2 separate regions of the Homo sapiens genome follow, and region 2 is linked to region 1. A link is an interaction called in ENCODE POLR2A ChIA-PET data of the cell type or tissue named here. Cell type or tissue: PC-9. All regions are shown on one strand.

Region 1 (5,000 bases):
ACAGGGCCACACTCTGTCACCCAGGCTAGAGTGCAGTGGCGTGATCTTGGCTCATTGCAACCTCCACCTCCCAGGTTCAAGCAATTCTTGTGCCTCAGCCTCCCAAGTAGCTGGAATTATAAACATGTGCCACCATGTCTGGCTAATTTTTATACTTTTAGTAGAGACTAGGTTTTGCCATGTTGCCCAGGCTGGTCTTGAACTCCTGGGCTGAAGACATCTGCCTGCCTTGGCCTCCCAAAGTGCTGGGATTACAGGCGTGAGCCACTGCACTTGGCCTATGCATAGGGTTTTAAATGAGGCATAAAGTTTTGTTTTGAGTACCAAAAGATTGGCAACAGACTAAAAGTCAAATAACATGGTACTGATTAGATAAATTATAATACTAAGAGCAATAAATAAACTATACATGTGACTAAGGAAGCTTTTAGGTACTGATATAAAACAATATAAAAAACATTAAAAACTGATATAAAATGATATATAAAACTGATATAATAAGTTATATTTCTAAGTTTTAAAAAAGGTTTACAACAATGTGCATGCTATGCTACTTGTACAAAAGATGGAGGTATAAAAAATATGTTATATATATTTGTTCATACATCTATAAAATCCCTGGAAGGATACAGAGAAAGTGGTACACTGGTTGCCTCTAGAGAGGAAAGCAGGTGGCTGATGAATTTCAGTGGTAGAGAAACTGCACTGCGTATCCTTTGCAACTTTTTGAACTATGTAAATGTATTATCCATTAACAAGTTAAAATTTTAAAAAATATCCAAAATAAACCAAACACAAAAGTGTATATACTAAATAATTCTATTTATGGGACATTTAAAAACAAACCACCAAATCTATGTAATAGAAATCAGAACAGAGGTTGCTTCTGGGAGAAGTGAATTCACTGGAAAAAGGCATGAGGGACCCTCATGGGGTGATGGCAATGTTCCACGTCTTGATTTGGGTGAGGTTGCACAGGTATAGACATTGGTCAAAGCTCATCAACTACACCTAAGATCTGTGCATTTTTAGTGTAAGTAAATTACACCTCAAAGGAAAAACATACATATACATATCCAAAGTGCTAATGGTAATTATTTTTTAGTGGTAAGATTACAAAATGATATTTTATTTTTGTGTATCTGTAATTACTGGTTTTCCTAAAATTAACACGTATTACCTTTGTGTTAAGTAAAACCCCACCATCCTGTTTTCTTCCTGGACCCCTTAATAAAGAAACTTGTACTGCAACCAGAAAAGGCCTTGTTGTGCCATGCTGAAACCCAATTAAAAATCAGCTCACTGCGCAGCCTTCTCCAAACCCCAAGGGGATAGGCACTTTCTCCATCTTATCCACATCTATATCCTCAAAATCTCACACCATGACTTATACAAAATGGGTGTTCAATAAATCTCTGGCAAACATTAAATGGATGTTTTAAGGGGGAAGCTGTTCTGGACAATTTTGAGAAGAATATGGTCACAGGCTGATATATTAAATAGTTTGGATATTTGTCCCTGCCCAAGTCTCCTGTTGAATTGTAATCCCTAATGTTGGAGGTGGGGCCTAGTGGGAGGTGTTGGGATCATGGGGACAGATCTCTTGTCAATGGCTTGGGCCATCCCCTTGGTGATAAATGAGCTCTCACTCTGAGTTCACACAAAATCTACTTGTTTCAAAGTGTGTGGCACCTCCCCTGCCACTCTCTGTTGCTTGTTCCTGCTTCTGCTATGTGATGTGCTTGATCCCCTTCACCTTCTGCCATAATTGAAGCTTTCTGAGGCCTCCCGAGAAGCCGAGCATGCTTCTTGCAATCCTGCAGAACTGTGAGCCGATTAAACCTCTTTTCTTTATAAGTTACCCAGTCTCTGGTATTTCTTTATAGCAATAATGCAAGAACAGCATAATACACATGCTATATTGTCATTAAGTAAAAATGTGGTACTGCCTTAAAAACAAAAGGATTTGGCCGGGTGCGGTGGCTCACGCCTGTAATCCCAGAACTTCGGGAGGCTAAGGCGGGTGGATCATGAGGTCAGGAGATCGAGACCATCCTGGCTAACATGCTGAAAGACGGTGAAACCCCATCTCTACTAAATATACAAAAAACTAGCCGGGCGTGGTGGCGGGCGCCTGTAGTCCCGGCTACTCAGGAGGCTGAGGCAGGAGAATGGCGCGAACCCAGGGGGCGGAGCTTGCAGTGAGCAGAGATCTCGCCACTGCACTCCAGCCTGGGCGACAGAATAAGACTCCATCTCAAAAAAAAAAAAAAGAAAAAAAAAAGGATTTTAGGATCAATCAAAAGACAGCTGGAAAAAAAGGAAAAAGTTGTCTTGACATTGAACCCAGGTCATGGGGATGCTCTTTGTAGCCTAGGAATCCTAGTAGTAAAGATTCCCTTAACACTTCAAGGCCTTATTATTGCATAAGACCAAAACTTCTCTCAGTGTGAAACTAGTAACTCAACTATTTTAGGCGGACACTTTTCTTTCCATGTTGCCCAGGGTGGTCTCAAACTCCTGGGCTCAAGCAATCCTTCCAGCTTGGCCTCCCAAAGTGCTTGGGTTACAGGCATGAGCCACTGCGCCCGGCCCAGATACTTTTTCTAATTAAGAAAAATTACAGCCTTGATCATAATAAGTCTTCCTATAGCCACCTCTAATAAGAAGTGAAATGTTTCAAAACACAAGCCAAGCTCTGAACTGTCATCTGAGGTATGTAGCTTCCATCAATACACAATGTATCTTCATTCCAAGTACTAGCCAAAGAATTCGATTTGAAAGATTGCCACTGAATCCTATCAAAATGAAGTCAAAAAAGTTTGTTTGAAAAAAAGTTTCACACTAAATACACATCCTCCGACATTTTTAAAGCTCTCACCCTGCATAGTTATATCACCAGAAAGCATCACCACACCATTGGCTTAGATTCCCACTAAAATGTTTTTAATGGGTTATATTTAATGTTATATCTGCAATTTCTAAGGTCAACAGAAGAAAGACCCATATGAACAATGTTTTTATCTTCTGCAAAATTCCTGTTAAAGACACTGTCAATCATCATTCAGCATTCTTTATTAAGATTTACATGACAAACTTTTGATGGATCGAGAACCAGAAAAGGTTACTCTCCTGAAAAAACTGTTATACTGGGGTTGGCTTCACAACAACCTGAGTGTACTTAACACTACTGAACTATGCACTTAAAATGGTTATGATGGCAAATTTTATGTTGTATTTTACCACAACTGAAAATTTTTTTAAACTATAAAAAAAATTGTCATACTGCTTTTTATCAGACAAGAACTATACTAAGTGGTGTATTTCTTTTTGTAATTTAGTTCAAGTACACTGGTGTCAGAAAATAGTACCAAACTTTAATGCTCAAGTACAATTATTACCTTACCTTGACTTTCAGATAGAATTTTCTCCCTATACCATCCTTATGGTTTCTAAATCTCTGACTGTAACATTTCTTTTGTATACATGTCCTCACTCTTAACTACCTCAAATACTTGGAATTAGATGGGGTACTAAGAAGAAAAAAAATTAGAAACAATGAAACAGGATCCAAAGCCTGCTTTATGAGCAGAAACACAAACTGTTTCAACCCACCCCTGAGATTTATCAAGAGGGAGATGAAAGAGCAGGATAGAAATCCGATGGTTTGCCCGATAAACACTCTTTGTCTTAGTGGCCAAACAATTACATCTGGGACACCAGTAAGCAAATTACTTTCCAACTGATGACACGTGAGGCAATAATCAGGCATTAATGTTTGTTCACGCGTATTTTCTCTCCTCTTTCTAGTCCCTTTAAACTTCTTTGGTTTGACGTCAGGCCTGCTGGAAACACTGAGGCACAGGAGGGTGCTGCTGTGACTGAAGAAGAGCTGCACATTTGTCAGACTCCGTACTCAGAGCCAGTGCACGGTCTGTGTCCTACATCTCACAAAGGAAAGTCACCAGGGACACAGCCGGAGCTTCCGAATTTACTAAACACTGAATAATTCATTCAAAATCTATAGAGCTACAAGAGCCTTTCACTGAAAAATTGAAACAAAACTCCTGTTTTTGGTCTCATAGCATCCTTCAAATTAAAAAACTACCCCCAAATTTAAAATGAATACTCAACTACTCATTTCTTCAATATAGCCATACAGCTCCACAGTTTAAATCAAATTCCAACATAGCCACATTTATTTCAATACTCCCATTTTAAAAACCATCAAATTAAACTACAGCACACTATGTACAGGTCTGTTCATTTTTCAGTGTTTTCCTTTCATATTTTAATTTGGGACCACTACACCATAAAAGGTTCAGGTTAGAAATGCCATTATTTATGGACATTTTTTCTAAGTACACCAAGCACAAAGACTAAGGTCAAAGAGCAAGAAAAAATTCGATGATCCAATTTACTGATTTACTTACCAGAGATTTAACAGAAGTACCCTTTTTGTTTTTTTAAGAAGTAGTCTCTTCTCAGAAGTAAATCAGTTTTGCACTTTTTAAACAAATGCATGTGATGGGAGAAATCAGGAGAAGAAGGTTGGGGAGGCTTGCTTTATTTTACTCGCTGGTTCCACATCTTTCCAGCTTTTTAAAAAGAGCATCTTTAAACAAATTTTTGCATGCACTGCAGATTTTTGGCAGGGTAACTTTGTCCTATTTCAAAAGCTTTGCTGAATTTGAAAAACTACAATTACTGTTTTCATACTGTCATGTCAAAAATTCTGAGGAACTATTAAAACTGCTCTTTATTCCCCAGGCACACTAACTCTGACATGCTTAAAGGGCTGAGATTTGGCATTTAGTCACAAAAGGCACCAAGAAACATAAAAGGGAGGAACTCAGCTAAATCTTTGCATAGCTTAGGATAAACCTTCAGTGATTAAAAACCTGTGACCTGATTTTCATAAGGTAAAAAGAACAAGTACTTCTCTAAACAAAATATTTTATCTACCTTTAAATTTTTTCTTAGCAGGATTATCCCAATGG
Region 2 (5,000 bases), 77 kb before region 1:
GGAGCACGCTTACCGTGCCACCCTCACCAACCCAAAGACTGTCCTGCCCCTTCCCCTCCCGAATCCCTCTCGCTTGCCCTCCCTGCCCTACACCCACCGGCCAGGACCACCCCAACCCGAAAAACTGCAGCGCCTCCTGAGGGTCTCCCTCCTCCCACTGTCTTCCACACGGCTGCGGCCACCCGGATCCTTCCAAAACACAATTCTGACCCGGTCTCTCTCTCTTTGAAACTGAATATACAGTTTGATCTCATTTTGGGGAAAAAGAAAGTGAGTAGGTGAAAAGGATTTATACCAAAATGGTAACAGTCATTTCCACTGCTGGGTAGGAATACAGAGAATTCTGACATCTTTCTGCTTTTCTCCAACTTTCCCCAAAATTTCTGCAATGAACATATATTACTTTGTAATAAAGAGAAAAAACATAATCATAATCATAATAAATATAAATAATAGGCCAGGCGCGGTGGCTCACACCTGTAATCCCAGCACTTTGGGAGGCCAAGGCGGGCGGATCACGAGGTCAGGAGATCGAGCACCCTGGATAACACGGTAAAACCCCATCTCTACTAAAAATACAAAAATAGCCGTGTGTGATGGCGGGCGCCTGTAGTCCCAGCTACTCGGGAGGCTGAGACAGGAGAATGGCGTGAACCCGGTAGGCAGAGCTTGTAGTGAGCCAAGATCACGCCACTGCACTCCAGCCTGGGCGACAGAGTGAGACTCCGTCTCAAAAAAATAAAGAAATAAATAATAAAAATAAAATAAATTTTAAAAATAATAAAAAATATAATAAGTATTATATTTTGAAAGCCTTTCACGGGTTCCCAGTCACCTACAGAAGAAATTCCATCTTCTCTTGATCTCTCCCTGGCTACCCCAGCTCCAGGTCCTTCCTGCAAGGTTCCAGCATGGCCAAACCCCAGCACAGCTGTCTCCATCCAGAATGCAAGTTCACATCAGCCCCAGAATTTCTACTCATCTCCCAAAACCCAGCTCAGCCATCATCTTCCCGAGCCCCACTCCTTATCCTTCAGGCCAGCTGTGCCTCACAGAAGTCTACCATTGTTCCAGTGACACCAGGCAATGTCGCCTCTGCCTCACTCCGCCCTAGTTAAATAGCCAGTTCCTTGAGAGCAGAGACCATGTAAATTTCTTCTCTCTATGCCCAACATCTAGTACCTAGTAATACACACTCCTAACAATAGCTGACATCTTTATAGCAATTACCACGTGGCAAGCATTATGCTAAACACTTCACATTCATTGGCTTGTTTCCTCTTCACAACAGCTCTAAGAAACATTACTATTATTATCTCCATGTCTCAGATGATAAAATTGAGGCTCAGAGAGGTTAAGTGACTTAGGCAGGGTCACACAGCAATTGCACAGGAGAAGAGTGCTGCACCCAGAACTGTGATTCCAGAATCCGTGCCCCTAACCAGCACTCCATAAATGTTAGCTGATGAAAAAAGTCCTAGGCCAGGGGTGGGTCCCAGGAGGCCCAATCCCAGCCCACAGGTGGTTTCTCCTACCACACCAACTCTGCTTCAAGTCCTAGGCAGGGAGTTTTGCAGCCAGGAGAGGAGGGTCTGGTGGTGGAAGGGGAAGACACCTGGGGGCCCCCGTTCTCCAGGCATTTTTCAGAAACCCCTTCACATGACCCCTGGTTCAGCTGGTTTGGAGCTAACCCATCTTCAGCTTTGATCTCTGCAGCTCAGCTCAGTTGCCATGGAGACGGTGCCCACTGAGCCAAGCTGGGGGAGACAGCAGTGAGTGCGCAGGCCTAGTCAGGCTTAGGGGGCACATGCTGGGTGTTTCCAAGTGCTGTTTACTTCCTGTCATTTTAATTAGCACCCAAATCACCCGCTCACTTCACAGCTTGAATTAACCCAATCTCTCCCAGCTTCTCCATCTGGTATGAAGCTTGGGACCTAGCAGCGAATCAGCAAAGAAGAGCAGCCCTCCAGACCCTGGCTTATGGGGTCAAGATCCACCTGCTTCTTTGCAGCACAGTGTGACAGAGAGACCTCACCCCCTACACCCCTCACCACCAAGGACTCAGGGGCCTGGGCTCCTGCTTGGCCTTGCCACTGACTGCCAGCAAGTGAGTCGCTTCCCTTGCTGGACTGGCTTCCTTGGCTGTAAAATAAGGATGACCCCCTTGCCTTCCCCTCTGAGCTGCAGAAGAACCCAGGCAATCATGTCTGCAAGGGGACTTTGTGAACTGAAGCTCCATACTTTCAAAAGACACAAGACAGGACACCTGAACCCCGGGTTCTCTGGCACACACCCGGGGAGCCTAGGGACAGGACTGGGCAGAGGTTCTGTAGGGTCTCAGTGTTACAAGGGGTCTCAATATGGACATCTGACATTGTCTCCACTTGAGGACACACAGCCAGAGGCACAGCGACAGGACGGAAAGAAGACAGTCATCATAAGACTGAATACACCACAATTTCCCTAACCCTGTTACGGCATTTCTTCATTTTTTAATAGATCAAGAATCTCTAAAAATGGAAGTGGGCCAGGCCTGGCTCAGCCTCTGAGAGGCCCTGTATCTGCCATTATTTTGGCCTCATTCCTCAGGCAACGGGGCCTGTGATGGAGGCCAGTCCACTGAAGAAGGCCCAGGACTGGAGAGAAGCTTGCCTCTGTGGCCTCCTCCTGCCCTCCCTGGAAATAGCCACAGGGCACAGACAGAAGGACTCAGAAAAGAGCAAGGTGGGGCCCAGTGGGGACACCTGGGATCCTCCTCCGCTGAGGATTAACACCCCATCACACACCTGGGAGAGGGCACCTGGGGAGGCAGTGTCCCTGTGAGGGGGTGGGGGTGGCTGGGAAGTGGGGGGCAGAGGGGCCAGTCATTAAATACTTGAGCCTCTCTTGGAGGGGGCGGCAGAGGCTGTGATAGGCCTGGATAAACAGAAGGAGACAGGCATCTAGAAGACTCTGGCCTCCCACCTCCTCTGCCCTCAGAGGAATTTCCTTGGAGGACAAAAATGTGCATATCATCACTCCCTGCATGCCAGGAGCCGGGCTGGGCCTGGGCTCAGGTATGCCTGCGCCAACACCCACCTGCTGCCCGGGCCCTGACCTCCCTGCTGGTCCAGTGGCATCTTGGTGGCTGCCCTAGTCCTTGGTCCCTGCTCCGGGCGGTGGCCCCAATAGTCCATAAAGGGCAGAGAACAGCGGGAGGTGTGAGGGGCCCGGGGCTATGTTCTGAGCTGCCTCAGGACCCTGGCTTCCCTCCTGGAACATGGGGGTGGGGGTCAGAATTCAAGCCCAGGGAGGTCTGAGGAAGACCCCAGGGCTGGAGCTGAGCCACAGGCCGTGGTGCAGGGGAAGAGCCCCAGGCCACAAGAGGAGTGGGGTTGCAGGTGCCTGCCCTTTCTCTGGCCCTGTTTCTTCACCTGTGAAATGTGGGGCTCAGTGCTTCTGAGTCTCCAGGATTCTGCTCCCCCAGTTCTTCCAAACTGAGAACTTGGAGATGAGCGGAATAGGAGCCCGAACGATTTCAGAGACTTCGCGTCCTCTGCCCTGTGCCAGGGGACAAGGGGTCAGGGAAGGAGCGAGCTGTTTGCATCCAGGCAGAGGTAAGACACCAGCTGGGCCTGGCTTGTCCTTCTATACAGGGCAGCCTTGACCGACTGGCAGGTGTTGGGGAAGACAGCAGGAGGGGGCTGGACGCCCCACCCTACAGAATCTGTTCTCTACCCGAGGGAGCCCTGTCTCCACCATCCACATGTCTGACAGGTGGCTGGCCCACTCTGTGGGCATAATATGGTGTGGGAGTGGGGAAGAGGCTCAGAGCACCCTCTCCACAGGATAAAGTGGGAGACTGGCTGTAGCCAGGGATAGGCACGGAGGGCTGAAGGACAGGGAGACGCGGGGACAGTCGTCCTTCACTTTATCATTCACTCCTTTATCCCACAAATGAATCACTGAAATTCAGGGAGCTGGGCTTGTTGCTGTGTTTGTCCCAACCTTTTGGGGTTCCGGAAGAGGAAGAGATCTCCCCAAATCACCCACACAATCAGACCAGCGCCCCAGCCCCTCTTTACTTGAACCCACAGCAGGGCTACTTGGAGAGGGGAGGGAGGGGTGCAGAGAACGGGCTGGATGAGATCCTGTCTGGCTCTAACATGCCACAGTGCACACGTTTACATTGAGCACCTACTGTGTGCCAAACACCCCATGCAATGCTCTGGGGATGGGGTGGTAAGGTACACAAGGCTGACTGTTCCCAGACCCACTCCTCAGGGGATCACGATGGGAGGAATGTGACAAACACACATTACAAATACCAGCAGAAGGACTCTGAAGATACAGCCCGCAGTGTAAGTGATGCTATGAGGCAGCATCCAACCTGTGCCAAATGAGTTATGGCCAATAAATGCTGCAGGAACCCCAAGGAAGGAGCCACACCTGCAACTGGATGCTGGCCAAGCCCTTGGGCGGTCAGAGGCTGGCACACTTCAAGAGCCACAGCCGGGCCAGGTCTGCACACTGAGGCTGGGCACAGTGGTATCTAAACTGTGTATGCAGGCATAGGCCTGGGCATACATTTTTCCCATCCACGGCTCTTAGAAGACCCACATTGCTCCTGCAAGGAGACGCGCAGAGACGGGGTTGTGGACTGCATATCTGTGTCCCCCCCAGACCCATATGCTGAAATCCTGACCTCCAATGGGAGTCGATTAGGAGGCGGGGCCTTGGGGGAGGGATTCAGTTTAGATAAGCCATCAGGGTAGGGCCCTCATGATGAGATTGGGGTCTGAATAAGAGGCTAGAGGCTGGCACAGTGGCTCATGTCTGTAATCCTAGCACTTTGGGAGGCGGAGGGGGGTGGATTGCTTGAGTCCAGGAGTTCAAGACCAGCAAGGGCAACATGGTGAAACCCCCTGTCTACAAAAAATACAAAAATTAGCCAGGCATGGTGGTGTGTGCCTGTGATCCCAGCTACTTGGGAGGCTGAGGTGGGAGGATCGCTTGAGTCC

What was found. Peaks named below come from ENCODE experiments on the same cell type or tissue, not always from the same donor. Only the 100,000 strongest peaks of a DNase experiment are listed, where the experiment ranks them.
Region 2: POLR2A ChIA-PET joins it to region 1 with 17 read pairs; 6 of 35 experiments call an interaction of 5 or more read pairs at or near these places.

What each region holds. Positions count from the first base shown.
Region 1 is chr10:72,154,513-72,159,512 of GRCh38, forward strand. The region is part of intron 6 of ASCC1 (activating signal cointegrator 1 complex subunit 1); the gene reads right to left. Among named protein-coding and RNA genes, the nearest start is that of ANAPC16, 59 kb to the right of the region's middle. In PC-9, no CTCF peak of the experiment used is centred here; no DNase peak of the experiment used is centred here.
Region 2 is chr10:72,077,779-72,082,778 of GRCh38, forward strand. The region is part of intron 1 of SPOCK2 (SPARC (osteonectin), cwcv and kazal like domains proteoglycan 2); the gene reads right to left. Among named protein-coding and RNA genes, the nearest start is that of SPOCK2, 8.3 kb to the right of the region's middle. RefSeq lists an enhancer at 2,999-3,783. In PC-9, no CTCF peak of the experiment used is centred here; DNase peaks (open chromatin) are centred at 2,993 and 4,373; H3K4me3 peaks cover 1,045 bases; H3K27ac peaks cover 4,045 bases.